4 separate regions of the Homo sapiens genome follow, and all the other regions are linked to region 2. Evidence: read pairs that join two places in POLR2A ChIA-PET (ENCODE). Cell type or tissue: MCF 10A. All regions are shown on one strand. Links, peaks and the distances in the headings refer to the core of each region. The heading gives the core; the rest is flanking DNA.

Evidence for each region. Peaks named below come from ENCODE experiments on the same cell type or tissue, not always from the same donor. Only the 100,000 strongest peaks of a DNase experiment are listed, where the experiment ranks them.
Region 1: POLR2A ChIA-PET joins it to region 2 with 11 read pairs; 8 of 35 experiments call an interaction of 5 or more read pairs at or near these places.
Region 3: POLR2A ChIA-PET joins it to region 2 with 10 read pairs; 3 of 35 experiments call an interaction of 5 or more read pairs at or near these places.
Region 4: POLR2A ChIA-PET joins it to region 2 with 22 read pairs; 6 of 35 experiments call an interaction of 5 or more read pairs at or near these places.

What each region holds. Positions count from the first base shown.
Region 1 is chr20:44,380,688-44,388,897 of GRCh38, reverse strand. All of the region lies in intron 1 of HNF4A (hepatocyte nuclear factor 4 alpha), which reads right to left. It overlaps HNF4A-AS1 (HNF4A antisense RNA 1), which reads left to right. Exons shown (of 3, transcript NR_172878.1): 2 at 4,226-4,375. Among named protein-coding and RNA genes, the nearest start is that of HNF4A-AS1, 11 kb to the left of the region's middle. RefSeq lists an enhancer at 359-448. In MCF 10A, for the core only: a CTCF peak has its summit at 4,352 (motif pointing left); a DNase peak (open chromatin) is centred at 4,327.
Region 2 is chr20:44,472,049-44,480,258 of GRCh38, reverse strand. TTPAL (alpha tocopherol transfer protein like) reads right to left here and starts at 4,385. Exons shown (of 5, transcript NM_001039199.3): 1 at 4,268-4,385; 2 at 1-274. The coding sequence starts at 259. RefSeq lists a silencer at 4,280-4,409 and an enhancer at 4,500-4,589. In MCF 10A, for the core only: no CTCF peak of the experiment used is centred there; a DNase peak (open chromatin) is centred at 4,428.
Region 3 is chr20:44,568,907-44,577,116 of GRCh38, reverse strand. It overlaps a transcript of PKIG not described here. Among named protein-coding and RNA genes, the nearest start is that of PKIG, 9.6 kb to the left of the region's middle. In MCF 10A, for the core only: no CTCF peak of the experiment used is centred there; DNase peaks (open chromatin) are centred at 3,676 and 4,146.
Region 4 is chr20:44,406,427-44,412,765 of GRCh38, reverse strand. HNF4A (hepatocyte nuclear factor 4 alpha) reads right to left here. Exons shown (of 10, transcript NM_175914.5): 3 at 5,291-5,385. MIR3646 (microRNA 3646) reads right to left here and starts at 4,646; the gene lies at 4,563-4,646. In MCF 10A, for the core only: no CTCF peak of the experiment used is centred there; a DNase peak (open chromatin) is centred at 5,155.

The DNA of each region.
Region 1 (8,210 bases), core at 2,956-5,455, 91 kb after region 2:
AGAGGCCAAAGGAACTGTGCAGAGAAGCGTGGCCACCCGGGCCGCAGCTGGGAGCCCTGACACCCTTTGCCGCCCCACCTCATCCCGCGGTTGCCCCAGGGCGCAGGGCAGGGCAGGCACCGCGCTGGGCCGGAGGGCGTCCCGGAGGAGGCGGCCAAGACTCTCCGCAGTGCTGCGCTTTGCGCTTCCTGGGCTCCTCCTCGTGGCCAACGCAGGAACTGGTGTTCAGAAACTTAGATAGCCTTAGGGACTTCACCAATCACAGCAATCCCGCCAATCACAGGCCCAGACGCACTATGTCTCTCCAAATCCAGAGGAGGCCTGCTCGGTTCGATCACCAATCACAGCTCGTTGGATTTAGTTACCTAAAAGAACATCTCCCCATCACACACCAGCACATGGCCACGGCAGCAATCAGAACGTAAGATTTTAAAACCAGTTCCCAGGGTAGCAGCCGCTGCCCTTCCACCACCTACTAAACTTCTGTTCCCAGCACCTTGTTCCAATGTACGGGGGTGGGGGGGGTCTTTGAGGAAGGTTCCAGGCTTTGTGCTGCTTCCATGTGGAAGCAGATGTTAGCATGTATGGGGCATGTATAATGATATTACTATCAGTAAATGTCATACCCATTATGAAAATTAAGATAGGCAGGGCGTGATGGTGCATGCCTGTAACTCCAGCTTTAGGTGGCCAAGGTGGGAGGATCGCTGGATCCCAGGAGTTGGAGGCTGCAGTGAGCCACGATGGCGCCACTGCACTCCAGCCTGGGTGATAGAGTGAGACTCTGTCTCAATTTAAAAAAAAAAATTAATGTGTGGATATAGGAGTGTGGAAAAATTATAACCTTTGGGTTAGACACACCTGGAGCCCATATACTATCTTTGTGAAGTAGGACGACTCACCTCCCCTTCCTCAGTCGTCAAAAGAGAATGATAGTCATATCTACATGTCATATATCATCACCCACCTTCTCTCAATTATTCAAGCCAACATCTTGCAAGTCACAATCTTTGTGTTGTGTTTCTCATGCCTTCCAGTTCATCAGAAAATCCAGTTCTTGCCACCCTCCAAACAGAATCTAGATTTTCCATCTTTCCATCTCCACCCCAGCCAACCTTATGCATCATCTCTGGAGGTCTGCAAAAGTCTTTTCACTTCTTCCCTTTTTTTTTTTTTAAACCTGCCAGGGTTGGGGAGGGGATCTCCCCCGCTCCACCGCCCCCCCCGCCTCCCCCCCCCCCCGCCTGCCTCCACCCCACCCCTTCACTTTTTCTCCTGTGGCTTCCCTACCCCCTACTCTTCACTCAGGGGCCAAGGGTGATCTTGTACAAATGTACATTGGCTCAGATCCTCTTCTACTTAAATTTTTATGACTTCCTATGCATTTATAACAAAACTCATACAACTCCCACTTAACACTGTGAGGCCATGCACGCCCTTGTTTTTATATCCCTCCGTGTCCAACCTCATTTCATTCCACTTGCCCCCACCCCTATCAGCAGCAGGCATACTAGCCATTTTAAAGTTTTTCTTTCCTGTCTTGGGGGCCTTTGCATATACTTTCCCCTCTGCCTGGAATACTTCTTTTTTTTTTTTTTTTTTTTTTTTTAAGATGAAGTTTCGCTCTTGTCACTCAGGCTGGAGAGCAATGGCACGATCTCGGCTTGCTGCAACCTCCGCCTCCCAGGTTCAAGCAATTCTCCTGCCTCAGCCTCCTGAGTAGCTGGGATCCACACCCAGCTAATTTTTTAATTTTTAGTAGAGACGGGGTTTCGCCATGTTGGCCAGGCTGATCTCAAACTCCTGACCTCAGGTGATCCACCCACCTCGGCCTCCCAGAGTGCTGGGATTACAGGCATGAGCCACCACACCTGGCCTGGAATACATTTTAGTAAGTGTTTAATGGATAGTTGTTGGATGAATGACTGAAAAGGTCTTTCAAGAGGAACTGATAGTGATGTAAACTTCAAGTGCTCGGTGCGTAACAGGTATTCAATGAAAAGGATTCTATGCATATAGTAGAAATTTTGGAAAATAAAATAAAAATTGAAGATTTAAAAATCGTATGTGCTCCAACATTTAGAAAGGTTCAAACTCTTAATGGCTAACCAGGGTTTCTTGACCTAAGCACTAATGACATTTGGGCTAGAGAATTCTTTGTCGTGGGGACTGTCCTGTACATTGTCCCTGGCAGCATGTCTGGCCTCTAGCCACTAGATGTCAGCAGCACTTTTCCCTACCCTCAAGGTGTGATAATCAAAACTATCTCCAGACATTTATAAATGTCCCTTGGGGGTTGAAATTATCTCCACTGAGAACCACTGTGCTGGGCTTCTACCCTTACAAGAAATTTTCTCTCAGTCATTCAATGCTTCTCAAATCTTGGTGTCCATAAGAATCATCTGGGGCCATTATTAAAAATTCAGATGGCAGCTGGGCGAGGTGGCTTACACCTGTAATCCCAGCACTTCGGGAGGCTGAGGCAGGTGGACCACTTGAGTTCAGGAGTTCGAGACCAGCCTGCCAAACATGGTGAGACCTCGTCTCTACTAAAAATACAAAATTAGCCGAGCGTGGTAGCACATGCCTGTAATCCCAGCTACTTGGGAGGCTGAGACAGGAAAATCACTTAAACCCATGAGGCAGAGGTTGTGGTGAGCCGGGATCGTGCCATTGCACTCCAGCCTGGTTAACAAGAGCAAAACTCTGTCTCAAAAAAAAAAAAAAAAAAAAAAAAATCAGATGGTGGCTGGGCACGGTGGCTCACGCCTGTAATCCCAGCACTTTGGGAGGTGGGTGGATCACCTGAGTTCAGGAGTTCAAGACCAGCCTGGCCAACATGGTGAAACCCTGTCTCTATTAAAAAAAAAATTAGCCAGGCGTGATGGTGCATGCCTGTAATCCCAGCTACTCGGGAGGCTGAAGCAGGAGAATCGCTTGAACCTGGGAGGTGGAGGTTCCAGTGAGTGAAGATCGTGCCACTGCACTCCAGCCTGGGCGCCAGAGCGAGACCCTGCCTTAAAAAAAACAACAAAAAAAATCAGATGCCTGGGGTCCTACCTCCAGGTGCCAGGACCAACAGTGGGCCTAGTCATCAGATTAAAAAAAAGAAAATATTTAATAAATAGAGGTGGGGCATGGTGGCTCATGCCTGTAATCCCAACACTTTGGGAGGCCAAGGCAGGTGGATCACTGGAGACTAAGAATTCAAGACCAGCCTGGCCAACATGGTGAAACCTTGTCTCTACTAAAAGTACAAAAACTAGCTGGGTGTGGTGGTGCATGCCTGTAATTTCAGCTACTTGGGAGGCTGGGGCAGGAGAATTGCTTGAACCTGGGAGGCGGAGGTTGCAGTGAGAAGAGATCAGGCCACTACACTCCAGCCTGGGCGACAGAGTGAGAGTCCATAAATTAATAAACAAACAAATTAATTAATTAAAAAATAGAGACGGGGGGAGGTGTCTTGCTATGTTGTCCAGGCTTGTCTTGAACCCCAGCCTCAAGCAAATCAGCCTCCCAAAGTGCTGGGATTAAAGGCAGGAGCCATGGAGCACCTGGCCCAAGTGTTTAATGAGCTTCTGGGCACTTCTGATACCAGGTGCCCTCAGACCGCACTTTGAAAACTCCTCAAGGAGGCCTCTCAATCACCTGATCACCAAACCCTGTGTGAGGCTCCCTACCCACCTGGACCCTCTCCTTGAATTCCTCTCCTTTCCAATTATTACCCTTCCCTAGATAGCAAGTGGTGACAGAACCAAACCCTAGCTCAGCCAAAGCCCAAATTGCCTCATCTCCCTTCAGGGAATAGGCAAAAAAAAAAAAAAAAAAAAAAAAAAAAGATCACAGAGTTCAGCTGAAACCACTTAGGAAATATCAGCATCCCCACCTCCCCACCCAAAAGGACTCCTGAGTGGCAGCCTGAGAGGTGTGTCTGCTCATCAGAATAATGTTGTCAGACTGTGTTCTTTCTGGGGGATCATCACACTCCCTTTTCTGGGAACAAATGTTGGCCACTTGGTGGGATGGGCCATCATGATCTACGTCAGACAAATTCAGTGAGTCATGACTCAGCCTATCTCTCTAGACCCATCTTTTATGCCCCCTTACTTATAGTCTCTCTGAGGGCTGTTCTCAACTATTCTATTTCTCTCCTTTCCGGCACATGATGGGGATTACATTTTCTTGCTTCCTTTGAAATGAGATGTGACCATGTTACTTGTTTCAGGTAACGAGATGTGAGCAGAAACAACCTGTGTCACACCTGGGCAGAAGCTTTAAAGGCCAGTGCTGCCCTTGTTGGGGAAGCAAGTATAGATATGAATCGTTCCACAACGCGGAGCGCCCCCTGCCGACCCATGCTGGGCGTGTACTATAGGTGAGCAATTAACTTTGCTGTTCAAACCATTGAGACTTAGGGGTTTTTTTGTGGTTGCAAGCTAACTTCACTTCACTTGACTGAACACAGTCTTTCCAAAGTTTCACTAATTTTTTAATGACCATTATGATTTTTTCATATCTGTAACATTTTTCTTACATCAACTCACTTCTTTTTACTTCAATTTATTTTAGAAAGAAATATTATTACTACCAAATGAAACAGTATCATAAGTAGAAAGCAATGAGAAAATAAACAGAATGAAAGAAATCCTGATATCAAATCCTGACTTAATACTATTTGCCTTTCAAAGCCTCTGGACCTTTGGTCTTTATTTAAAAAAAAAAAAAAAAAAAAAAAAAAGGAGCCAGGGGCCAGGCGTGATGGCTCACACCTGTAATCCCAGGAATTTGGGAGGCCGAGGTGGGAAGATCACCTGAGGTCAGGAGTTCGAGACCAGCCTGACCAATATGAGGAAACCCCATCTCTACTAAAAATACAAAAATTAGCCGGGTGTGGTGGCATGTGCCTGTAATCCCAGCTACTCAGGAGGCTGAGACAGGAGAATTGCTTGAACCTGGGAGGCGGAGGTTGCAGTGAGCCGAGATCGCTCCATTGCACTCCAGCCTGGGCAACAAGAGTGAAACTCCGTCTTAAAAAAAAAATGGGAGCCAGGTGCGGTGGCTCATGCCTGTAATCCCAGCAGTTTGGGGGGCTGAGGTGGGCAGATCACTTGAGGTCAGGAGTTCAAGACCACCCTAGCCAACATGGTGATATCCTGTCTCTACTTAAAATGCAAAAATTAGCTGGGCATGATGGCATGTGCCTGTAATATCCCAGCCTCTTGGGAGGCTGAGGCAGGAGAATCACTTGAACCCAGGAGGCGGAGGTTGCAGTGAGCTGAGATTGTACCACTGCACTCCAGCCTGGGGGAGAGAGTTGAGACTCCGTATTTAAAAAAAAAAAAAAAAAAGAGGTCCCCAAGAGTACTTCTCAATCTTTTGGATCCCCAAAGCTGTCTAAGATTGTCAGAATATTTGAAGGCAGCACAGTATTGAGGCTGAGTGTACCAATTCTGGAACTTGACATCCTGGGCTTAAATTCTGGTTCAGTCATGGACTAGCTGTGTGACCCTGGACAAGTTACTGAACTGCTCTGTGACTGTTTTCTTATTTGCAAAATAGTGACCATAATGATGTGTATGGCATTAGGTCGTGGTGGGGATTATTTGTGTTAATGTATAAAAAGGGCTTAGAAGTGTGCCTGGCACTTAGTGAGTGCTATGGAGGCATTACCTATAAAATGATGGCAGGATCCAGATCCAAATAGATTTGGTGAATTATTGTTTGTTTTTTTTGAGACAGGGTCTCTGTCACTCAGGCTGGAGTGCAGTGGCGCCATCACAGCTCACTGCAGCCTCCAAGTCTCCAGGCTCAGATGATCCTCCTACCTCAGCCTCCAGAGTAGCTGGGACTACATGTGTGGACCACCACCCCTGGCTAATTTTTCTATATTTTGTAGATATGGGATTTCACCATGTTGCCCAGGCTGGTCTGGAACTCTTGGGTTCAAGCAATCTGCCCCTTCTTAGTCTTCAAAGTGTTGGGATTACAGACGTGAGTCACCCCACCCAGCCTGGAGAAATGTTTGAACTCCATGGAGATAAGTAAAAAATCCTCTGCATTGGTTAAAAATAAATCACCTGGATGATTTATTTATTTAGTGTAGATGGGAAAAGCTACCTTAGCAGAAAGTGACATAGCAAAATTCTAGAGGTTTTACTTGGTGGCAGCTGCCCAAACCTCTAACCCAGTCGTATGTATCATTAGAGAGAATGTAGTTCCCAGGTCAGAGGAGCTAAGAGGTCCTTGGCATTCTACTCCTAAGGAGCATATATGGACAATTGTGTTTAGTTTTCATTTTAATATGAATACTTAAAATTTTCCTAGGATGGCAGAGGATGAGAAAGCTATGCCCCTTAGGCCGAGTGCAGCGGCATGGCTCATGCCTGTAATCCTGGCGCTTTGGGAGGCCAAGGCGGGCGGATCACGAGGTCAAGAGATCGAGATCATGTTGGCCAACATGGTGAAACTCCATCTCTACTAAAAATACAAAAATTAGCCTTGCGTAGTGGTACGCACCTGTAGTCCCAGCTACTTGGGAGGCTGAGGCAGGAGAATTGCTTGAACCTGGGAGGCGGAGGGTGCAGTGAGCCGAGATCTCGCCACCGCACTCTAGCCCGGCAGCAGAGCGAGAGTTCGTCTCAAAAAAAAAAAAGAAAGAAAGAAAGAAAGAAAGCTATGCCCCTTGAAGAATAATCAAAGATCCAAAAGAGTTTTGGGCTGGGTATTGGAGAAGAGGAGAGAAAGGTGGTGTAGCAGAGTGGTCAGGGCCATTGCCTTTGAAATATCAGTGGTGCCATTTACATAGCTGTTGGACCTTGCTAAAATCATAAGCTCTTCAAGCCTTATTTGCTTCATCTATAAAATAGGAATCAATGATAGGACCTTTTCATAGATTGCTTTGTGGAGTAAATGTGTTAAACCTTATAAACCTGGCAGGTAGCTGCCCAGCATATAGTTGCGTTATTTACTCAATTCAAAGTACTTTCCTGCCGGGTGCGGTGGCTCAGGCCTGTAATCCCAGCACTTTGGGAGGCTGAGGTGGGTGGATCACTTGAGGTCAGGAGTTCCAGACCAGCCTGACCAACATGGTGAAACCCTGTCTCTACTAAAAACACAAAAATTAGCCGGGCGTGGTGGCAGTCACCTGTAATCCCAGCTACTTGGGAGGCTGAGGCACAAGAATCACTTGAACCTGGGAGGCAGAGGTTGCAATGAGCTGAGATCGTGCCGCTGCACGCCATCCTGGGTGATAGATTGAGACTCAGTCTCAAAAAAAAGGCAACAAAGTACTTTCCTTTGGAAAAGAGTGCCCACTGGCTGGGTGAAGTGGCTCACGCCTGTAATCTCAGCACTTGTGGGGCTGAGGCAGGCAGATCAGTTGAAGCCAGGAGTTTGAGACCAGTTTCACGTGGCCAACATGGTGAAACCCCGTCTACTAAAAATACAAAAATAAGCCAGATGTGGTGTCATGTGCCTGTAGTCCCAGCTACTCAGGAGAGTGAGACAGGAGAATCATTTGAACCCTGGAGTTGGAGGTTGCAGTGAGCAGAGATCGTGCCACTGCACTCCAGCCTGGGTGACAGAGTAAAACTCTGTCTCAAAAAAAAAAAAAAAAAAAGCTCTCACTGATTCCTACAGCTTCAGAGAATGAACGAGGACCAAAATGTGGATGCTACAGGGAGGAAACTTGAGGCTCAAAATGGAGATCTTTCTATAAAATACAATTGTTCTACCACAGGAAAAGCTGCTTTATTAAGTAGTGAGTATTCCGTCATTGGAAGTATTAAGCCCAAGCTAAATGGTCAACTGTCAGGGAAGGATGGTGAGAGGATTCCAGTGGGTTAGAGGTCAAAGAGCGTCTACCAGGTGCAAAAGTCTTAATTAACAAAGTACTATCAAAACCAAATTCATGTTTGGGAAACTGTATATCCACATGCAAAAGAATGAAATCAGACTCTTTCCTTACACCATATACGAAAATTAACTAAAAATGAGTTTGACGGAAAAGTATAAAACCTTTGGAATAAAACATAAGGGAAAAGCTTCATGATATTAGATTTGGTGATGATTTCTTGGATATGACACCAAAAGCACAGGAAATTTTTAAAAATTAGATAAATTGGACTACATCAAAATTAGAAAAATTTGTGCACCAAAGGACACTTGACTGAGTGAAAAAGCAACTTACAGAATGGGAGAAAATATTTGCC
Region 2 (8,210 bases), core at 2,888-5,387:
CTCGGAGGAAGCGCAGCAGGAAGGCATCGTCGAGGGATGTGCTCAGGTTGGGGTACTCCTTCCGCACCATGTCACGAAGGGCCTGCACATCTCGAAGTCTCCATTCCGGCTTTTCCTGCAGCTCTTCCCGGGCTTTGGTGACCAGGTCTTCTGTCAGTGAGCACACATAGCCCGGAGGCTCAGGTGGTGGTGGCAGCTCATTTTCAGAGAGTGAGGCCACAGAAGGGCTGGTTCTCAGAGAGTCACTTTCTTCGGACATTAGCTACCAAGGTCCCTGCCAACAGAGAAGCCCTAAGCAAAGTTAACAAGTGCTTATTTCAAATCCTAGGGCAGTACAGTGTAGGGGACAGGAACACTTCTGTAAAAACCGAGTAACCTCAGGGCAGTGTTTCTCAACTGGGGGCAATGAACTGGATCTAAACCATACACGCAAGTCTGACCCCAGGCCGGCTGCTGTTAGTCCCCAGGGAGGCAGGCAGCAGCTACAGCAGACTATACACTCCCTAATAAACACCAGGGCCTTCCTTATAAATGTATTAATAGGTGCTCGACCTTATTCATCATTAAATAAATGTGAATTAAAACAACTGTAATGTATATGCTGTAATCCCAGCACTTTGGGAGGTTGGGGCAGGCGGATCACCTGACCAGCCTGGCTAACATGGTGAAACCCCATCTCTACTAAAAATACAAAAATTAGGTAGGTGTGGTGAGTGCCTGTAATCTCAGCTACTTGGGAGACTAAGGCAGGATAATTGCTTGAACCCGGGACGTGGAGGTTGCAGTGAGCCGAGATGGCGCTGCTGCACTCCAGCCACAGCAAGACTCTCAAAAAAAAAAAAAAAAAAAAAAAAAAAAACAACTCAGATTCAGATTGGCAAAAATAAACGTACTCTAATATGCTTGCTGCTGCTGGGAGTATAAATTGACAGCCTCTTTGGAGGGCATTTGTCAATATCTTCAGAATGTAAACCTACATGCCCTTTGGGTCAGCAATTCCATTTCTAGGACATATACTTGTATATATATGCATAATATGCACATGGCCTTCACAAGTATTGATTATAATGATAAAAGATTGGAAACATCTTAACTGCCTATCAGGGGAGACTGGTTAAGTAATATTACCATATTAATGGGGTACTAGTCAGTCATGAAAAAGAATTAGGGGGCCGGGCGCGGTGGCTCACGCCTGTAATCCCAGCATTTTGGGAGGCCGAGGCAGGCGACTCATGAGGTCAGGCGATCGAGACCATCCTCGCTAACGCGGTGAAACCCCATCTCTACTAAAAATACAAAAAATTAGCCGGGCGTGGTGGCAGGTGCCTGTAGTCCCAGCTACTAGGGAGGCTGAGGCAGGAGAATGGCGTGAACCCGGGAGGCAGAGCTTGCAGTGAGCCGAGATCATGACTGCACTCCCACCTGGGTGACAGAGCAAGACTCCCTCTCAAAACAAACAAACAAAAAAAGCGAAAAGTAGGCAGATCTTTATGAATTGACATATTAAAAAAGCAAGTTGCAGAATAGTGTACAGAAAATCACGTTTTTAAACTATACACATACACTTGTGAATGCACACAAAACTTCTGGAAAGAGATATAAGAAACTTACCAATGGTTATCTCTTGGAACAGAACTGGACAAGTGAAGATTTAAGATGAGAAAGAGGATTTTTACTATACTGTTTGAATTTTTTACTACACACCCATGTAACTTATCGTGGCAGTCGGGAATATGTGCCGGTCAGATCTGCTGGGAAAACGTAATTGATAAAGGGCCCCAGTGGCTGTCCCTCTAGATCCACTATCCAGGGGAAGCCAGAACTTTCCACAGCCCTTCTGTGGCCTCACTGCTCCTAGCCAATGATTTAGTGAGACATAGGACTCCTCTAACAGGCAGCGTTTGCTTGAGGGCCTGGCCAAACCTTTGTTGGGACTGCCCTGCAGTCAGAGACTTGCTGCCCAAACCTCCTTCACAGGAGCTGATCTGCATCACTGCCAGTGGCTCTTCCTGACTTCTCCAGCTCCCTTCCCAGGTGCTGTCCTTCGCAAGGGTTGCCTCTACATTTCTAGCACGTCTAACCTCATCCTAGTGTCTGCTTCTTAGAGGACCTGAACTCATGCACTTTTTTGTTTAAGAGAGAGACAGGGTCTTGCTCTGTCACCCAGGCTGAAGTGCAGTGGCGCAATCATAGCTCTCTGCAACCTCGAACTCCTAAGTTCAAGCAATCCTCCTGCCTCAGCCTCCCAGGTAGCTGGGACTATAGGCACACACCACGCCTGGCTAATTTTTAAATTTTTTCTTGGGCTGTGTGTGGTGGCTTATGCCTGTAATCCCAACACTTTGGTAGGCTGAAGTGGATGGATCACCTGAGGTCAGGAGTTCGAGACCAGCCTGGCCAACATGGTGAAACCCTGTCTCTACTAAAAATACAAAAATTAGCCAGGCATGGTGGTGCGGGCCTGTAGTGCCAGCTACTTGGGAGGTTGAAGCAGGATAATCGCTTGAAACCAGGAAGCGGAGGTTGCAGTGAGCCGAGATCATGTCACTGCACTCCAGCTTGGGCGACAGGGCGAGACGCTATCTCAGATAAATAAATAAATAAATAAATAAATAGATAGATAGATAAATAAATAAAAATATATTTTAAAAGGACCAATCTGCTGTCTTGAGAATGGACTCTAAGGGAGTGAGGACTGAAGCAGACCATTTAGAGGCTATTGCAATAATCCAGCTGAGAGATGCTGGTGGCCTGGAGTAGGTAGCCTTCACTGACCCCCAGCCAGGTTAGGTGCCTCCCCCGCACTTCTCCCACCCTGTTGCAATTGTCTGTTGGCAATTTGTGAGCAACATCCAAGTTTGTCTTGTTCATCACCTGAAACCCAGCGCCTAACATGGTGTTAGACACATAATCTGCACTCCATAAATATTTGTTGAATGACTTTAGTCTGGTTGGCACAGGTATGCTAAGTGAGGAATGGAACAACTATGGCTTTGTTTCTATGGAAGTAACCAAGAGATGCCTGCAATCCCATCAAACATCAGTGTTCACAAGGTACAAGCCTCACCTCAAAGCCCCTCTCCAGCCTCATTTTCCATCGCACCCCACCTTGATGCACATTAAATGCCAGTCAAAACAAACTAATAACCCATCATCCTTGGAATAACTCGTGCACTTCTGATACACTCTGCCTGGAATTTCCTCTTCTAATTTGTTCCTAACTTGACAGCTCAGGCTCAGCTGCCATGTCACCACCTCAGTGAATCCTTCCCAAACTCCCTGAGGGTGATTCCCTCCAGTTTTCCACAGAACTGGGTTCCTATTTCTTTTTTAGAAATTACAGTCCAATGCTATGGGCATTTATCTAGAGTCAGTTTCACCACGCACTCATTTATCAAATAATTACCGATCACCTACCATATATGTCAGGCACTGTGCTCACAGGCACTGGGAACACAGACGCAAACAATACAATTCCTTGCCTAATAAAGCTTACATTATAGTGGAATGAAGAGAATGCATACTTGAGCATTTTACCATGTATCAAGCATTGCTAAGCCCTTTACCCATTTCCTCATTTAATCTTCACGTTATTTGGTGAGAGCGCTATTACTGTTGCCATTTTACAAAGGAGGACAAAAAGGACTGTCCCCTAGAATCTAAGTTCCACGAGGGCAGAGGGCTTGTCTGCCATGTCCACTGCCACCCCCAGTGCCGGGCACATGGCAGTGGTCTGTACACATCAGCGGAGGATATAGGTTAAGCGATTCGCCCAAGGGGGCACACCCGGTGAGGCAGAGCAAGGATGCGTCTAGCCCCACCCTGGGCTTCTAATCTGTACCCTCCACCTGGAGCTTCATGTTGACTCTCCAGGGACTCAGCAGTGCCGAGCGCTCAGCAGGACTCAGTCACAGGCTGGTGAATGAGCTGACAGGCGGACATATGAGTGAGATGCAGACACCATTGGTAACGGTGAAGCCAAAGATCTCCCCCACCTGGAGCCCATCCTTTCTGGAGCATCACTTTCCTTTCCACCCCTTCCTCTCAACAAGGAGAGGTCAGGAAGCCATCTCTCCTAGAGCCCCCGAGACCCCATATCCCGTGGACAACCTTCCGAGGCCCCCACTTCCGGCTGTCACCCCCTCCCCAGGTGTCCCCATTTCCTGGGGTCTCTCGCTCCTCTGGTCCCCACTTCCGGTTATCCTTCCCTCTCAGGGGTCCCTCTCCTCAGCTCCCAGGGCACACGGATGGGCTCGCGGGCACTCACCGGCCCGACTACGGGCGGAGCGCGGGTCAATCGGCGGCGGGAGCCTCGTCCGGCAGCGCACGCAGAACCGACCCGCACTCCCTGCCCGGCCTGCCCGGCCTCTCGCGCCGGAAGTGACGATCCAGGGCGTGGGAGGCGGGGCTCCGCCTAGGAGCGCGCATGTGCGACGCCTCCCCGCGGCGTTGGTGTTCAGTCCCCACCTGGCTGCCGGAGCTCCGAGCTGCGGACCTGGAGTGGCTGGGAGGAGCTGGGGCACCAGCCGCTTGTCAAACCCGGCTTATAGATGGGGAAACTGAGGCTCAGAGAAGGAAGGAAAGAAGCTGCCATTTTCCAAGAACATGCTAACATGTACCTGTTGTTTAACATCCATGATCTCATTAACTCCTCATATTTATGCAATTCCCCTATTTCAGGAAAGGGAAACTGGCAATCAAGGCAGTAAAGGGCTTCAAACCCGGACCTCAGGATTAGCATTCTAGACTTCCCCCCACTATGGCTGCTATCAGGACTAGCTGCTCCAAAAAGGGAGACTCCAAACCAGGGGACATCTGTCTGTCATTAACTGAGTGACCTGGAGCAAGTCCCCATTCCTTCTTGTGCTTCCGTTTCCTTACCTGAAACCTGATTCTTGCTCTGGAGCCTGATTCAATAATTACTTTTTTCCTGCTTTGGGGTTCATTACGTTCCCTCCAGACAAAGGCTTTACTAACTCCCACCCCAGTCCATTAAGATCCGCCCGCAAGTATTTTGTGCAACTGCAACTTTGAGGCAAATCTCCTAGGTCCCTCTGAGGCAGAACCTCTGGTGGTCCAGGAGAACTCTGAGCCTAAAGAAACGACCTTAAACAGTCTTTTCATTTTCCTACCCCAGGGGCAAGAGGAGTCCCAAGAAGATGGGAAGTGACCCATGAGGGCCACAAGAACGTGGCAGTTTCTGCCAGATTGAGGGGCAGGGGGCAGCAGTATGGAGGCGACCTGGGAATCATGAGTTTTGACTCCTGCTCTCAGTTTCATCACTTCTAAGATTGACAGACAAAATATATAACATTCACTACAGTTTGAATTTCAGATAAACATTTAAGCATGTTCCTTTCCAAACACACACACACATACACACAGATAAGTGTGTCCTATGCAACATTTGGGACACATTTATACTTTAAAAATTGTTGTTTATAGGAAATTCAAATATGACTACTGGGCATCCTGGATTTTGTTTTGTTTGCTAAATCTATGTATTATTTTCCTGTTACTGTTACAAGGAATTACTGCAAACTTCATGGATTGAAACAACACAGATATATTCTCTTGCAGTTCTCTAGGTCAAAAGTCTAAAATCAAGGTGTTGGCAAGGCTGCATTCTTTTGGGGATTTGGAGGAAGCATCAGTTCCTTTCCTTTTACAGTTTGTAGAGGCCACCTGCATTCCTTAGCTTATGGCCCCTTCTTCAAATCACCTCAACCTCTGGCTTCTGTTGTCACCTCTACTACTGACTGATCCTCCTGCTTCCCTCTTCTTATAAGGACTCTTGGGATTACATTGGGCTCAGCCAGATAATCCAGGATAATCTTACCATCTCAAGATCCTTACATTAATCACATCTGTGAGATCTTTTAAAACGTAAGGTAAGGCCGGGTGCAGTGGCTCACGCCTGGAATCCCAGCACTTTGGGAGGCTGAAGCAGGTGGATCACTTGAGATCAGGAGTATGATGAGACCACCCCAGCCAACATGGTGAAACCCTGTCTCTACTAAAAATACAAAAATTAGTTGGGCGTGGTGGCACACGCCTGTAATCCGAGGCCCCCACTTCCGGCTGTCACACCCAACTATGCGGGAGCCTGAGGCAGGAGAATCACTTGAACCCAGGAGGCAGAGGTTGCAGTGAGCCGAGATCATGCCACTGCCCTCCAGCCTGGGCGACAGAGCGAGACTCTGTCTCAAAAAGAAAACCCCCCAAAACAGCCGGATGTGGTGGCTCATGCCTATAATCTCAGCACTTTGAGAAGCCAAGGCAGGTGGATCACCTGAGTTCAGGAGTTCGAGACCAGCCTGGCCAACCTGGTGAAACCCTGTCTCTACTAAAAATACAAAAATTAGCCAGGCCTGTAATCCCAGCCACCTGGGAGGCTGCCTGGGCTCAAGCCATTCTCCTGCGCCCTGCCAAATGGCAGCTCTTGTGGCAAAGGGTGAGGGATGACCCTGTCCTAACCAGGCTGTCCTAGGTATTGGAATAAATTCACCCCTCTCCTTAACCCAAACCTAGGACCTACTACTGGTACCTGGAGCCCAGATGGCAATCCTAGATGTTGCCAGCAGGAGAAGAACTTGGTCTCAAGGGCAGGGCAGGGAGAGGATTCAGAGATGCCCCAGAAATCCCTGCCTCTTCCCTCAACTGAGGGCCATTATTTCTTGTTCCTCTTGGTATTACATTTTAGAGAACCAGATTATATCAGGATTAGAACATCTCCGATAAACAATGACAACAAAAAGAGTTTCTGCTTTTTGAATTATATATACCAGGCACTGTGCTTGTATGATCTTAATTTCACCTTACAATGACCCTGTGAACAGCGAGCTAGGATTGTCCCATTTACAGAAGAGGAAACTAAAATCCAGAAAGAGGCCAGGCTTGGTGGCTCATGCCTGTAATCCCAGCAATTTGGGAGGCCAAAGTGGTGGATCACTTGAGGTCAGGAGTTTGAGACCAGCCTGGCCAACATGGTGAAATCCCGTGTCTACTAAAAATACAAACATTAACCAGGCATGGTGGCAGGCGCCTGTAATCCCAGCTACTCTGGAGGCTGAGGCAGGAGAATCACCTGAACCCGGGAGGTGGAGGTTGCAGTCAGTCAAGATTGTGCCATTGCACTCCAGGCCGGGCAACAGAGCGAGACTCCATCTCAAAAAATAATAATAAAATAAAATAATGTAAAATATTCAGAAAGAGAAAGTCTCCTAAGGGCTCAAGATATGAAAGAGAGAGCTAGGTATCAATTCAAGCCTGTATGACACCATGGTCCCAAATTTTACTTTGTCCTAAAGGTCATGTAGCCCTGTCTCTGTTTCTACAGGTTGGGAAAAAGGATCAGAGAAGGACAAAAAATTGCCCAAAGTCACATGATGACTAAGTGTTTGAGCTGGTATTTGATGTCTGTCTTCTCTGCCTTGGACACTCAGAATTTATGGAGTCTGAACAACCTCTTGAAAAGACTCATTTCCTTATGTATAAAATGGGGATATGGCCTTTGTTTAGAGGGGATCCTTGGGAGGATGTCATAGAACGGCATGTGCAGGTCGAGCACGGTGGCTCACATCTGTAACCCCAGCACTGTGGGAGGCTGAGGCGGGCGGATCACTTGAGGCTAGGAGTTTGAGACCAGCCTGGCCAACAGGGTGAAACCCTGTCTCTACTAAAAACACAAAAAAACAAGCTGGGTGTGGTGGCACACGCCTGTAATCCCAGCTACTCAGGAGGCTGAGGCAGGAGAATCGCTTGTACCGGGGGGCAGAGGTTGCAGTAAGCCGAGATCATGCCACTGCACTCCAGCCCGGGCAACAGAGTGAGACTCTGTCTCAAAAAAAAAAAAGAATGGCATGTGCAGAGTTCTGGCACATTGTATCATGAAATGTCTGTTTATCGGTGATGATCACCCCCTCTCAAGCAGAAAGATCACCAGGGGGCGGCTTGCCCTGTGTCTTGGTTTGGAAGGTTTCAAACATCTTGCTCTCCTCGTTTCATCCAGCCTCTGAAGAAAAAAATCTTGACATTGCATTGCATACCTGCTGGAGGAGGCTAGACATGCCTGAGCTGTCTCTGTTCAGGGCCTGTGATTCTGAGCTCAGAAAATCTCCTAGGACCAGCCTTAGTATTGATTCTAAGGTAAGGCTTATTTAGTTTTATTTATTTTCTTTTTATTTTTTTTTGAGATGGAGTCCCACTCT
Region 3 (8,210 bases), core at 2,532-5,031, 97 kb before region 2:
CACACACACATACACACAATGTTTTGAAATCAGAAACTTAAGTCATTTTTGGGGGATGGGGAATCAAACCCACAAAAGATGACTAAGACATTGCTCAACGTATTTTTTTGGTTTTGGAGTACACGTGGCTGCTTTTTCTTCAGGGTTCGATGTCCTGAGGATCCACTTTGTGGTCCCCTTTGGACTGCTGATTTGGTGTGTCTGAAGGAGAGCCAGAAGGAGAAGAGAAGCCTGACCCCAGTGATTATGTGGCTAGAAACTGGATAGGTTCGCAGGATATCACACTGTCCCCTCCCTGCCTTTTTTCAAACCACTTCCCACCAGCTTGAGATAAGTTTCCAACTACAGCTGTTTTGGGAGAGATGGACCTTCACTTAAACAGTGACCTTAACTTTAAACAGTCTTGGACTCATTGATTTTTGCAGCTGAAAGGAGCATGTGGTCTCCTCATTTTAGGGGTGAGGAATGCCAGATCCAGAGAAGGCAAGGGACTATCCTGAGGTAGTACAGCCTGGTGCTCCAACAGGAGAAGGTTTGAGGCTCTCACTTGCTACTCTCTATTGGTCTCAGACTCTCACTTGCTACTGCACTTTGACATACAAATTTGAAGGGCTCTTCCCTCTTATTTTGGTTAACTCCTACTCAGCCATCAGATTTCAGATTAAATATCACTTCCCTAGGGCGCCCTTTTCTCTGAGCCACGTTAGCTCCCCCTGCTGTACTGGTCTCATGGTACTCCTATGTCTCTTCTTATAACCCTTAACATATTTATAAGTACACGTTCCATGTGTTTCCCCACCAGACTGTAAGCTCCACAAAGTCAACAGTATGTCTCCTTGGTTCACTGAATACATCTATCCCAAGTGCCTAGAAGAGTGCCTGGCATAAAATAGGAAACTCAATAAATATTTTCTAAACACACACACACACACACACACACACACACACACACACACACTCTACTTAGTCCAGTCTATGGTAAAACATTAACATACTTTTTGTAAAAAGCACCACGTCTTCTGAACTACAAATTGGGCCTTTTTGCTGAAGGAAGGATCATTAGAGAACAAGGGATTTCATTTCAAATAATTTCCGGAAGATAGAAAAAGTTCAGAGAGGTATGACAACAGAAGCTGAAGTTTGGAGCACAAGGACAAGAAAGCACCATTGGAAATGAGAGACAAGGAATGGTGTGGGACCCCAGGGAGGCTCTGAACCTGAAGACAGCAGGCGTCGAGAAGATTCAGAAGGGCCAAAAAATTAAGGGATCCACTGAAGGTCCTGTGCCAGCCAGCTCCTCTATCCCATACCTGCAGCACACAGAGGGCCCAAAAGCTCTGCAGAACCACAGCCAAAGACAGGAGGCCTCTTTAAATAAATTGAATGAACTGCCTAGGATTGATCGAGGGCTTCTAGTAAGAGACTGGCCTCCTTATGCTAACACGTGAAGGGCCCTCAGTCTAACTGCTGCTCCTGCTCATGTGCCCTAAAGCATCTTCCACTTAGTACCTTAGTACCCTTCCAGTACCCAGCAGCTTCCCAGGCAGGGCAGAGGCCTATGGGACAAACAGATGAACTGAGACCTATCCCCTTAAAGAAGTCTTTTATTATTGATTGTGAATGGCCAAATAAAGCATGACAGGATGTCTGATCAAAACCAGCTGCATGACAGGAGTTTGAGACCAGCCTGGCCAACATGGCAAAACCCCATCTCTACTAAAAATACAAAAATTGGCTGGGCGTGGTGGCAGGTGCCTGTAATCTCAGCTACTCCGGAGGCAGAGGCAGGAGCATCGTTTGAACCCAGGATGCAGAAGTTGCAGTGAGCCGAGATCATGCCATTGCACTCCAGCGTGGGTGACGGCCAGCCTCCGTCTCAAAAATAAAAATACAAAAATTAGCCAGGCATGGTGGCGCATGCCTGTAATCCCAGCTACTTGGGAGGCTGAGGCAGGAGAACTACTTGAACCTTGGGAGGTGGAGGTTGCAGTGAGCTGAGATGGTGCCACTGCACTCCAGCCTGGGCAATAGAGCGAGACTGTCTCAAAAACAAACAAAAAACTGATGAGTCAAGAAAAAGCAGTATGGTAATGTGAGGTCCTTGTTTGGATCTGACTAGAACTAAAAAAATAACTTATGAGTTAAATGGAGACCACTGCTAATAATAAAGGATTATTAATTATTTTATGTGTGATAGTGTGGTTATATTTTTAAAAGGAGTCCTTATTCTCTTAAAAGTACATGCTAGGCTGGGCACGGTAGCTCACGCCTGTAATCTCAACACTTTGGGAGGCCAAGGCAGGTAGATCACCTGAGGTCAGGAGTTCGAGACCAGCCTAATATGGTGAAACCCTGTCTCTACTAAAAATAAAAAAATTAGCTGGGCATGGTGGCGTGTGCCTGTAGTCCCACCTGCCTGGGAGGCTGAGACAGGAGAACTGCTTGAACCAGGGAGGTGGAGGTAGCAGTGAGCCAAGATCGTACCACTGCACTCCAGCCTGGGTGACAGGCGACATTGCAAAAACAAAAACAAAAACAAAAACAAAAACAAAAAAAACATGCTGAAGTAATTACTGATAAAATGATGTCTAGAATTTACTCCAAAATAATCTAGTGGCAGGGGAAAATGGCTACCAGCACAGATGAAACAAAACTGGTCATGGGTTTTTGATTTTTGAAGCCGGGTAATGGGTGGTACATGAGGATTCATTATACTATTCTTTCTAGTTTTGTACATGTTTCAAAATTTCTGTAATACAGTTAAAAAAAACCATATCTCGATAAGCATATTATTTAGATATAGAGAGATAAATGCTAGATCAAACGCCTAAAAGGATCAAAAGTGTATGCCCTTGGGAGCAGGATAGGAGGAAGGGTAAAGAAAGGGTGGGGGCAGGGAACAGATGGTTTTTATTACAAATCTTTTATGATATTTGACCTTAAAAAGACTAAGGCAAACTATGTGCATGTACCTTTCTGACAAAAACAAAATTCATTTAAAAAAGGAAATGGGAGTAACATTATTTAGAGAAATAGAAGTAACCACCAAAAGAAGTAAAAGCAGAAAAATAAAATGGCTGCCTCAGGGTGAGGGGTAAGCAGGAGACAGATGCCTTTCTAGACTCAGAGACTTTTTAAAAAGTCATATTCATGTATTACTTGGATTTTTTAAAGTTAGCTATTATTATCAGTTGCTACTATCAGTTACTAGCAGGGCCTTTTGCTAATCTCTACATCTATAAACTGAATACTTCCTTAGGTTTAGAATCCTAAATCACCCAGAGTGAATATATCCACATTAAGTGTAATAATAACAATTATTGCTATTCAACTATTGTTTGCCATTTGTCAGTGCTTTACATATGTTATTTCTAATCCTTCTAACACTCCTGCAAGGCAAGTATAGATGTTCCCATTTTACAGATGAAAAGGTTGAGGCTGAGAGACATTAGCCACTTGCTTGAGGTCACAGTGTGGGCGAGGCCTGTGAGACTCAAACACCAAGCTCCTTCCATTACCCTACTTCTCCTTTGCATTCCATTTGTTCGGTATAGTCCAGAAAGTACCTTTACATAAATTTTCTCATCAACCCCAAGAAACAGGAGGGACATGACTATCTTTACTTGACAAATGAAGAAATCAAAGCTAGGAAAAGTTACGTAACTTGCGCAAGAATCCAGGCTCCTGATCCTTAATCTAGTACTCCTTCTACCATTCCTTATGTCCTCTCAACAACAAAATGTTAAATTAGTCATAATCTCCTCATAGGCATTTGACATAAGAGTCACTGCACATGAATGCAGCAATGCAGCTAAAGCAGGAATTTTAAAGAGAGAGAGAGGGGGAGACATTTTTTCCAAAGGAAATATACTAATAAACTATGGACTGTCCTCAGTTGCTCTAATGACAGCATGTTGCTGGAGTCCTCAAAGGGACTCTTGAAATGTCAGCAGCCTGCCTGCCTGGCACAGAGCAGATGAGTTGCTGGCACAGGCAGCCTGCAGCAGTTCTGACAACCAGTGCCACTCTACTTAGTTCCAAAGAAAGAAATGAGCCATGCGTGCCTCTGCCCTGAAAAAAGAACTTCTGTGCTTCCTAAATCTACTTCAGTCAACAGCCATGGGGCCCCAGGGCTTTTTAATAGTTGCCAGGAATCTTCTTAGATCAGCGCTACTCATCAGAGCAGAGGCATGTTTATGAAACTGTACATCAGGTTGCATAGGGGTGGGAGCCAAACGTGGGATAACTAAAGAGGGTGAACATGTGACCCTTGGTCATCTCAAGTCAGGGTAGCTGAAGCTCTCCCCACAAGAGAAGCAGCCCAAAATTTGGGCACAAGAGCCTTGAGCTTGGTGTGAGATGCTCCTCAGTCTGTGCTGGCATCTGAACAATGGCCAAGCAGCAGTTAGGGAGAAGAGGCTGTTTACTTGAGTTCAAACTATTTATAGCCCAGCAATCTGCACATATTTGGATGACAAATCTCTGGGCTTCAAGTAAGTGGTGCTTTGCTCCTGGACAATTTCATCAAACACACTCCCTCCCCACGCCACCCCCAGTCCCCCTCACTAACACATGTTGCCCTCAGGATGTTTTATTTAAGTTGCTGAATTTTAAAAGATTATAAAAAGAAACCACATTTTAAGAGCAAGTGACTTTTAATCCATTTATTTCCAAGTTTGAACTACATATTTTCTTTAAGGCTTGAATCAGAAATTAAATTATAATACATGTATATTCTATAAAAATATATATTTGCCCCATACATGAACAAAACAGTAACTGAGTGATGTCTATAATTTAACACGTATATTGACCTGGCGTGGTGGCTCACGCCTGTAATCCCAGCACTTTGGGAGTCTGAGGTGGGTGGATCACTTGAGGTCAGGAGTTGGAGACCAGCCTGACCAACATGGTGAAACCCTGTGTCTACTAAAAACACAAAAAAATTAGCCGGGTGTGGTGGTGGGCACCTGTAATCCCGGCTACTGGGGAGGCTGAGGCAGGAGAATTGCTTGAACCCGGGAGGCAGAGGTTGTAATGAGCTGAGATTGTGCCACTGCACCCCAGCCTGGGCAACAGAGCGAGACTCCGTCTCAAAACAAACAAACAAAAACATGTATATTGTCGTAAAGATGCTGAGGCCTGCTCAAGCCCTACAAAGAGAACGTTTCTACGATGATTAAAGGCTTTCAGAACAGATCCACAATATGTAATCATATACACGTTACAAACAAGAGGTCTTATTACCTGTGGAAGCAATGGTAGTGTACAGTGTTCACCAATGCCCATTGCCCCCATTGCATGCCATACAGGAAAAAGGCTCAACTGTAACAAACATATGTGCAGAGCCTTCTGCACAGTTTTAACTCACAGAACGTGTTACAGCCTTAACAATGAATTTGTTTGGAAAAACCAGTCTACCCTAAAAGCTGCCTTGTTTTTATAGCAAAAGCATTGCTGTTCTGAATCTTGCATCTCCCCTGACCCAGGCACTGCCTAATTCTAAAGACGAAAAAGTGCTTGTTAGTTAACATGCATGTTGGCAGCTTCCAGTCCTACAATGTAGGCAGGATGTGGTGTAAAGAAAAAGGCCAGTAAAGTGAAGACAACGGTTTATAGTATAATGGATGATGGTAGACAATTAACACAGGGAGAGGAAATAGAAGAGATTCCTAAAAGGGACTTACACATTTTCTTATCTTTTCCCTCTGCCAGTAAAGCTCATTAGAAGGTCCCTAAGACAATCTTTGAACAACCCCACTTTTTTTTTACATTAGGAAAAAAGTTCTGGTAATGGTAAAGAAAAAGAGGCATGTCTATACATAGAATGCAAATTATTTAAAAATTTTTTCAGGTCATTTTGTCATTATTATTATTATTATTATTATTATTTGAGTCTCTCTATCGCATAGGCTGTAGTGAGAGCACGATCTCAGCTCACTGCAACCTCCGCCTCCTGGGTTTAAGCAATTCTCCTGCCTCAGCCTCCCAAGTAGCTGGGATTACAGGCCTGCACCACCACATCCGGTTAATTTTTGTATTTTTAGTATAGACGGGGTTTCACCATGTTGGCCAGGCTGGTCTCGAACTCCTGGCTTCAAGTGATCCACTCGCCTCGGCCTCCCAAAGTGCTGGAATTACAGGCGTGAGCCACGGTGCCTGGCCTAATGCATGTAATGTTTGATCCCATGTTTTTATTTCTAGGAATTTTTGAATTATAAAACTATCCTTATCACTGAGACCTTAGCTGAGATGTCACTTCTTCAGAAAAACTTTCCCAAGCCACCCAACCTAAAATAACCACCCATCTACCTATCATGTCACTTTCTGTTAAGCGTCCATACAGCACCACTTTTTTTTGTTGTTCATTCATTTCTTTACTGCCTTTCACTGCTGCCTCCTCCTGTCCCACATTAAAATATCAGTTCTATGAGATGAGGGGCCTGGTCTGTCTTGGACACCATTCTTCCTAGGTGCTGCACACTAGCCAGGGACATTGCAGCAGCATCTCATTTAATCTTCACAGCCATATGAGGCTTCTGTTATCCTTCCATTTTAGAGATAGGTAAACTGATGTACAGTTTCATTTTAGTGAGTGGCCAGTAAGTGGCAGTCAGAATCTAAATACTGGTATGTATGACGACAAAGTCCACACTCTAAACTACCTCCCTCAGGATGATACAAAAGTTTAAATAGTTTAAATGTGCACACTTTTTAAACCAAACCATCCTAGTTGTGGAAATGTATTAAATGGAGATGATCACACAAGAACACATAATTAGATACATCTTATTTATTGCATACAACTTATCATAGGAAATACTGGAAATGTTTAGGCAAGTCACCAGTTAGCCATAAGGTTCAAGTTTACGTTTTGGTAAACAAGGGCCCCCATCTCAGACACTATGAGGATTTAATGAGACTATGCATAGTACCTGGCTCACAGTCCATGTTTTGTTGTTACTGATATATTTATTGATTCATTCGAGACAGGGTCTTGCACTGTAACTCAGGCAGGAGTGCAGTGATATCATCATAGCTCGCTGTAACCTCAAACTCCTAGTCTCAAGTGATTCTCCCACAACTCAGCCTCTGGAATAACTAGGACTACAGGCATGCACCACCATTCCTGGCTAATTTTTTTCATTTCCTGTGGAGACAGGGTCTCACTGTGTCGCCAGGCTGGTCTCAAACTTCTGGTCTCAAGTAATCCTCATGCCTTGGCCTCCCACAGTGCTGGGATTACAGGCGTGAGCCACTGAGCCCAGCCTACATTTAAATCTCTAAAAGGATATACAATACACCAAATTGTATATCTCTGGACAGCAGGATTACACGGGGAGTGTGCGATATGGCAAGGCTCACACCTGTAATCCCAGCTACTTGGGAGGCTGAAGCAGGAGAATCTCTTGAACTCGGGAGGCCGAGGTTGCAGTGAGCCGAGATCGCGCCACTGCACTGCAGCCTGGGCAACAAGAGTAAAACTCCACCTCAAAAAAAAATAAATAAAATGACAAAATAAAATAACAAAAAAAATAAAAATTACATGTTTATGTATATTTTATTTACAGTTTTGGAAGTAACCACCACAATTACAAAAAAGCATTAAAGTAAAAAACAAACCGCTTTCAGAAGGCCTGGCTAAAGCAAGTGGGGATTTTTTTTACTTTCATCGCTATATCTTTCTGTTCTGAATGTTTATTTTTGTGTCTATGTATTAGTTTTATAATTTTTGTTAAATTGGCCAAAGAAGGAAGGTTGGTGGAACTGTGTGATCACTAACCACAATAAATAATAATGGACTGAATAATGTAAATATAAATTTCAGGAGAGAGAAAATTTAGTCTTAGCTTGACTGGAATAGGTATTCTACTAGACATGTGCCTTATCAAAGATTTCTTTTAAATGATATTTCTCAGTGTTGCAGAGATATGAGAAAATGTAGGTGAAAATGGAAAACGGTACAACATTCCTAAAGGGCAATTTGACGATATGTGCTGAAATCCTTAAAAATGTAGGGGGGACATGGGACCTCTCTGTACTTGCTGTGCAGTTTCACTGGGAACCTACAACTGGTCTAAAAAATAAAGTTTCTTAATTAAAAAATGTAAATGCTCTCTGACCCACTCATCTTACATCTAAGAATCTATCCAAGAGAAACCACTATAGATGTGTGTGCAAAGACTTGACTTAAAGTTGTTCACTTCAGC
Region 4 (6,339 bases), core at 3,622-6,121, 68 kb after region 2:
CTCACACCCCAGTGCTGTCGTGATCCTGACAAACAGACCTGCTGCTCCCTCCCTGCTCCCAGGCCCGCTGTCTCTCCTGGATTAGATCAGCCTCCTCCTGGGCTCTGCTTCTGCCTTGCGCCTGCAGTCTGTGTTCCTCTCAGAGACAGAGGGATCCGTTCAAGTCATGTCGCCTGCTGCTCAAAACCAGTGCCTTCCAACCTCACAAGTCCCCAGGGCCCTTCCTCTCCTCTCGGATCGCACCTTTTACCGGCTTCCCCCTACACACTCTGTCCGCGAAAACCCGCCTCCCCACCTGGACGCATCCGCACGCTTGTAGGCTGCTGTGGTCACTGCCTGGGGTTCCCTTTCCTGCACAGCGCAGCAGCATCTTCATTTCACTCCTGCCTCTGCACAAATGTCGCCTTTCAGACACCCTCTCCAGCCACCCTGTCTAACACAACATGACTCCCACCCTGGCCCTGCCCCCCATGCTTTATTTTTCTTCAAGTCACTTATTGTAGAATTATTTGTTACTTCCTTTACTATCTGTCTCTCTCTGAGAAGGAAAGCTTCAGAAGGCCAAAACTCCATCCCTCTAGTTCACTGCTGTAGTCCCAGCCACCAGAACAGGGCCTGGTTCACAGTAGGTACTCAATGAATATTTGTGCAGTGAGAGAACGAAGGCATTGGAAGAGACAAGCTCTAATTCTTTTTCTTTTTTTTTTTCGAGATGGGGTCTCATTTTGTTGCCCAGGCTGGACTGCAGTGGTGCAATCATAGCTCACTGCAGCCTCAACCTCCTGGGCTCAAGCGATCCTCCTGCCTCAGCCTCCCGAATAGCTGGGATTATAGGCGTGTGCCACCACGCCTGGCTAAATTTTTTTTTTTTTTTGAGAGACGGGGTCTCATTAGGTTGCCCAGGCTGGTCTCGAAAACCTGGCTTTAAGTGATCCACTCAGCCTCACAAAATGCTGGGATTACAGGTGCGAGGCACCACACCTGGTCATAAACTCTAATTCTTATAAGAACCCTATTTCTCCAGGGAACATTGACACCCCAGCTATTCAACTTTCTCTTGATGTTGACACATTGTTAAAATCAGAGAATAAAAGTCAAATCCTTTGCACTTGAGCCCGGGAGTCAGTGGATAGAACAGAAGTCCAGAGGCAAGCAACCTCCTCTCAGACCACCATGTGGACGGGGCCAGCTCAGAGCACGGCTTCCCTGACCGGGCCGTCCACCCCACCCGCCCACACCCCTCCCACGGCAGCCTCCTGCCAGCACCCGCACCCACCCATCAGGGCGCCGAGTGGCCGGCGGGCGGAATGAAAGGGCTGCTGTCAGCAGCTGCGGATAGGGCTCCTCAAGGTTAGGCGGGCGTTATCAGTGCCCGGCGCGAGCTCAGTCACGGAATGATGTTTTCCAAATGTTTGCTCAGTATTAGCAGGGTCGGGGACCTAATGTAACTTCTATTGAATATTAACCGACCTGGGCAGAGGCGGAGAGGTGATGAGCCTGTCTTCCCAGGGAACTCCTGGGTAGGGGGCTGTGGGGAGCAGGGCAGGGGCTTCCGAGGAAGGCCTCTTCAGATGGCCCCTGGCCCATCACCTACGCTCACCTCCTGCAACTCTGGGTCCGCTTTCTGGGCTGGGTTTTTGATGCCAGGAGCCGAATATTTGTCCTGGGCCTGACAGCTTAGGCCAAGGCAGGTGTCTGTCTCCCTGGCTTTCGGTTGCAGGAAAGAATTCTTGACCTGCTGTTGGCCCACTGACCCCCAGGGTTCTCCCTGGATTCTTTGGCCTTCCAGGGAGCCCCTTCCAGCCATGGTGGACTATCCTGTGGCAGAGACTTATAGGCCCATGAGACCTGAAGCCCCTCTCTGTGGTCGAGAGAAAGTTTCAGCCATCTAGATCAAGAAATGTGCCTCCCAAGCTGATCACTGCAAGTTTCACTCCAGGGAGCTTGGTGTCTGCTCAGCTCTGGGGAGCCTGAGTTCTAGACCTGACTCCACCCCTGACCCGTCACATCACCTCTCTAGCCTCAGTGTCCTCTTCTGTAAAGTGGGGAGCAGGTAGATTTGATGACCTCTTATAGACTCAGCTGGTCTTGAAATCCTACCTTTCCAGCTCACACTTTCTGGTTCTCAGGGACTATTTTAGGGTTTCAGTCCTCAAATTCTCCTAAGGTCATCAAGAAAAAGAAATAAAAACTTGTCCCAACTCTCCTGGCCAGTGAGACTTCCACCGAGACTTTCTTTTGGCTTTGGGAGCTTCCCAGCAGGCTGAGGAGGGGTGGTGGGGCCTAGAAGACAGGCACAGCTAGGAATACCCTCATTTCCTATGGCTTGACCACAGTGGCAACTGAACACTTTGTCACTCTGGCCCGTTCTCAAAACAACCAAGTGACTGCATGTGTCATGATCTTCCAGGTAACCCAGGCATGTAAACAAACACTAGCATCGACTAACCCACGCTCACTCGCCATCAGCCAACTCTCCTATCCTCCGGGCAGCATGTCCGTTTCCCTGGGCCAGGAAGCAAGCAGCTATTTTCAAGGCTGAGCTAAGGCTGAATGGTCTGGGGCTCTCATCCCCCTTCCAGGAGCCTAGTAAGGGGTTTGCTGGCTTTGCAGCAGCTCAAGAAAGGGCCAGGGGCCGGGCGCAGTGGCTCATGCCTATAATCCCAGCACTTTGGGAGGCCGAGGCGGATCACCTGAGGTCAGGGGTTCCAGACCAGCCTGGCCAATATGGTGAAACCCTGTCTCTACTAAAAATACAAAATTAGCCAGGTGTGGTGGCACATGCCTGTAATCCCAGCTACTTGGGAGGCTGAGGCAGGAGAATCACTCACACCCAGGAGGTGGAGGTTGCAGTGAGCCGAGATACTGCCATTGCACTCCAGCCTGGGCAACAAGAGCGAAATTCCATCTAAAAAAAAAAAAAAAAGAAGGGACCAGGGAACAAACACACCCATCCTAGTGGGCAGTGTGACTTGTGCAGGTAGGTCAGGGAGTGAGGAGCGAGACTCATAGGGCTGAAGGGTTCATTATCCAATGTCCTCATTTTATAGATGGGAAAACTAGAGCCCAGAAGAGACAGAAATGTCCCTAAATTACACAAGTGAAAATGACTCTGGATGTCTAATAAAAGACATTTATAACAACTGACCACACGCAGGACCAGGCCACACGCAGTGGAGGTGGGTAGCCATCCACTCAGGAGGGCTGCCAACCCCTCTCCCATCTGCCTGTCACAGACCTGAACTTTCACTGTGAGAGAGCTGTTCTCTCAAACACAGTGCCCTCTGGATGACACCTATGAGGAATCATAGTGCCTAAAATCTTAGGCTTTTGGGATAATGGAATCACTGACTAATACAACCACAGAAATGTTGGAACCTTAGACTGTAGTTCTCAATCTTTTTCTTGCCTCCAACTGTTCACACATGCATCAGGTTCCCATTCATAATCTTTCCCAGTCCACAAAATGGAAGTTGAAGTGGATGAGACAGGCTTAACCCCATTGAAAACTGGGTTTGGGAGAGGAGGGAGTATTTGCAGCTTAAAAAGCCCCTCTTGCCCTTGGAGAACCACTGATATCTAGATGTTAGAATTGCAGCGTTCAGAGCAGGCCTTGGGGACCACCCACTCCTGCATCGGGATCAGCAAGCCCAGATTTTCCAAGACAGCTCATGAGCCCAGACTAAGGTCCCATAAGGATGAGACATAGAAGATATTTCCAAGGGAGGGGGCAGAGAAAACAGGGGGCCAGGAGCAGATACAGGGGAAAGAGAGTCTACCAAAGCCTCCCCTCCCCTCCTTCTCAGTGGGCCCTGGAGCAAGCTGGGTCCTACGTTCCTGCTTCTGGGGTGTGCTGGGGTGATGGGGGTGAGGGGTGTTTGTACCGAACTAGCAGGACTAGACCAAGGTTTGGCTGGTACGGCACAACTGTGGGCTAGAAGGGAAGGTCTGGGACTAGTCGCAGAGCTGGGAAAGGTTGAGTTTAGAGGAGCAGGAAATGAAGAGATTCGAAAATGAACTCGTTACTTTTTTATTTTTTTTGAGAGAGTCTCGCTGTCTTGCCCAGTCTGGAGTGCAGTGGCATGATCTCAGCTCACTGCAACCGCCTCCTCTTGGGTTCAAGCAATTCTCCTGCCTCAGCCTTCCGAGTAGCTAGGACTACAGGCATGCACCACCACGCCCAGCTAATTTTTTTGTATTTTTAGTAGAGACGGGGTTTTACCATGTTGGTCAGGATGGTCTCGAACTCTTGACCTCAAATGATTTGCCTGCCTCGGCCTCCCAAAGTGCTGGGATTACAGGCCTGATTCACTGCGCCTGGCCTCAAGTTACTTTAAAGCAGTTAAAAGATTTTTGCTTCCCTTGCTTGGGCTGAAAACAATTTTAAATGTCCCTGGTATCTGGAGAGCATAAAATAATAGACAGTGCTGAAGTGTGGTCCAAATAGCAGAAGCTCTGGGACTTCAGATCTTCCAAGGATCAGTTGTGGGGCCCTAGGCAAGTTGCTTAACCATTGTGGGCCTCAGTTCCTTCATCCACAAAAAGGGAGGAATTGTAATAGGTTCAATGGGCTGGGCTCATTTCATTTTCACAACATTTTCCCATATAGGGTTGTCATGAAAATGAAATGAACCCAACCTACTGAAGTGTGGAAAAAGCACAGCCCAGTGACTGATACCTGCTGGTAGCAGGAAGCCTGGCAAGACCTTAATAAATGTTGTGCTCTGGTCTTCTCCTCCTTTGTCCAGGATGGGTCTGGGGTCTTGTTCCCATTTTCTAGAATGTGAAGACTTTGGAGATCACGTGATACCCACGAATGAATACTAAGGGAACTGGGGCATTTGTCCCTGGGACCGGAAGCTCAGGCATCGGGCTCCTCTGGCTGTCCCTTTTGTAAAGTTGGGATAGTGAGTACTCAGATGTTTGCAATATCATTCTCTATGCTTGTCCTAACGTTCGAAATATTATATTAAACACACACACACACACACACACACACACACACACAACGTGGCTGCTTTGTGGTGGCGCAGACAGGCAGGCAGGGGTGGTGGTTGCTGGGAGCCTGAGGAGCCAAGAGTGGGAGCTTATCTCTCTGAATCTTTCTCAAGACCAAGCCCAGCCGCTCCCTATGGTCAGATTTCCAGGCCCTCCCTCTTCTCAGCCATTAGCCAGTCACCCTGGGGCCTGCCACTGAGTCATAAAGTGTGGCTACAGTTGTAAATGACTGTCGGGGAGCTGTGGGTGCAGGTGGGGCAGTGGTGGTGGGGCGGGGAGGGCCGAGGCTCACCTTCCTTCTTCATGCCAGCCCGGAAGCATTTCTTGAGCCTGCAGTAGCGGCACTGGTTCCTCTTGTCTTTGTCCACCACGCACTGCCGGCTAAATCTGGGGAGGGCTTTGGATGGTTGGATGGAGAAGACACAACTTCCTCCTCTTAGGACAGAACTAGGGCCCTGGCTATCCAGTTGACCCCCCAACCTCAGTGCTCTCATCTCTTCATCCCGGGAGTTCTCTCTTGAACCCACCAGGAGCTGGAAAGGTGCTATGAACTCTCTAAGAGCCCAGTCCTGTCCTGCTAAACATGGGAAAACTGAGGCTCAGAGAGGCAACATGTGGTCCTGGGTCGCTCTGCTGGTTGGTGTTAGAGCTGAGTTGGGAACCTTGACCTCTGGAGTACCAGAGCCCTGCTATTTCCACCACATCCTATAAAAGCTCAGAACCCATAGCAGGCTCCTGGTTATGGCTCAGAGTTAATACTCGGTTCACATAAGCCTCTCTCTGGAGGGGGATAGGAAGTAGAGGCAGTGCCACACCGTGGTGATGGGTGGGGCCCTGAATGTTAACCCTGGCTCTGCCAGTGATTCAAGCTGGTTGACCTTGGGCAAATGCCTAGCCCTCCAAGCCACAGCTTCCTCCTCTATAAAATGGGAATAACAACAGTAACCATCTCACAGGGGTGTTGACAGGTGAAATGAAGTCATGCGCCGATGGGGCACAGTCTTTGTACATGACAAGTGCTCGCAATTGACAGCTGCTATGATTTTATTATTGTCATTACCCAGAACAGGAGATGCTTTCGAAAGAGGGCTCTCCAAGGCCTTGGGAAGACTTTGGGGTTGGTGGAAGCCCCTGGGGTAGGTGGAACGGCCTGGGGTCAATCTCCTATTTGTCCCAAAAACAGCACCAGACTGGAAGACGGGCTCATCTACTGAGGCTTCAGGAGAGGCCCCATGGAATGGGAAAAACAACAATGGGCTCAAGGGGATGGGTAAATACACACAAAGACTTAGTATTGTGCCTGGCATATGATAAGAGCTCAATAAACGGCAGCCAGTAGCT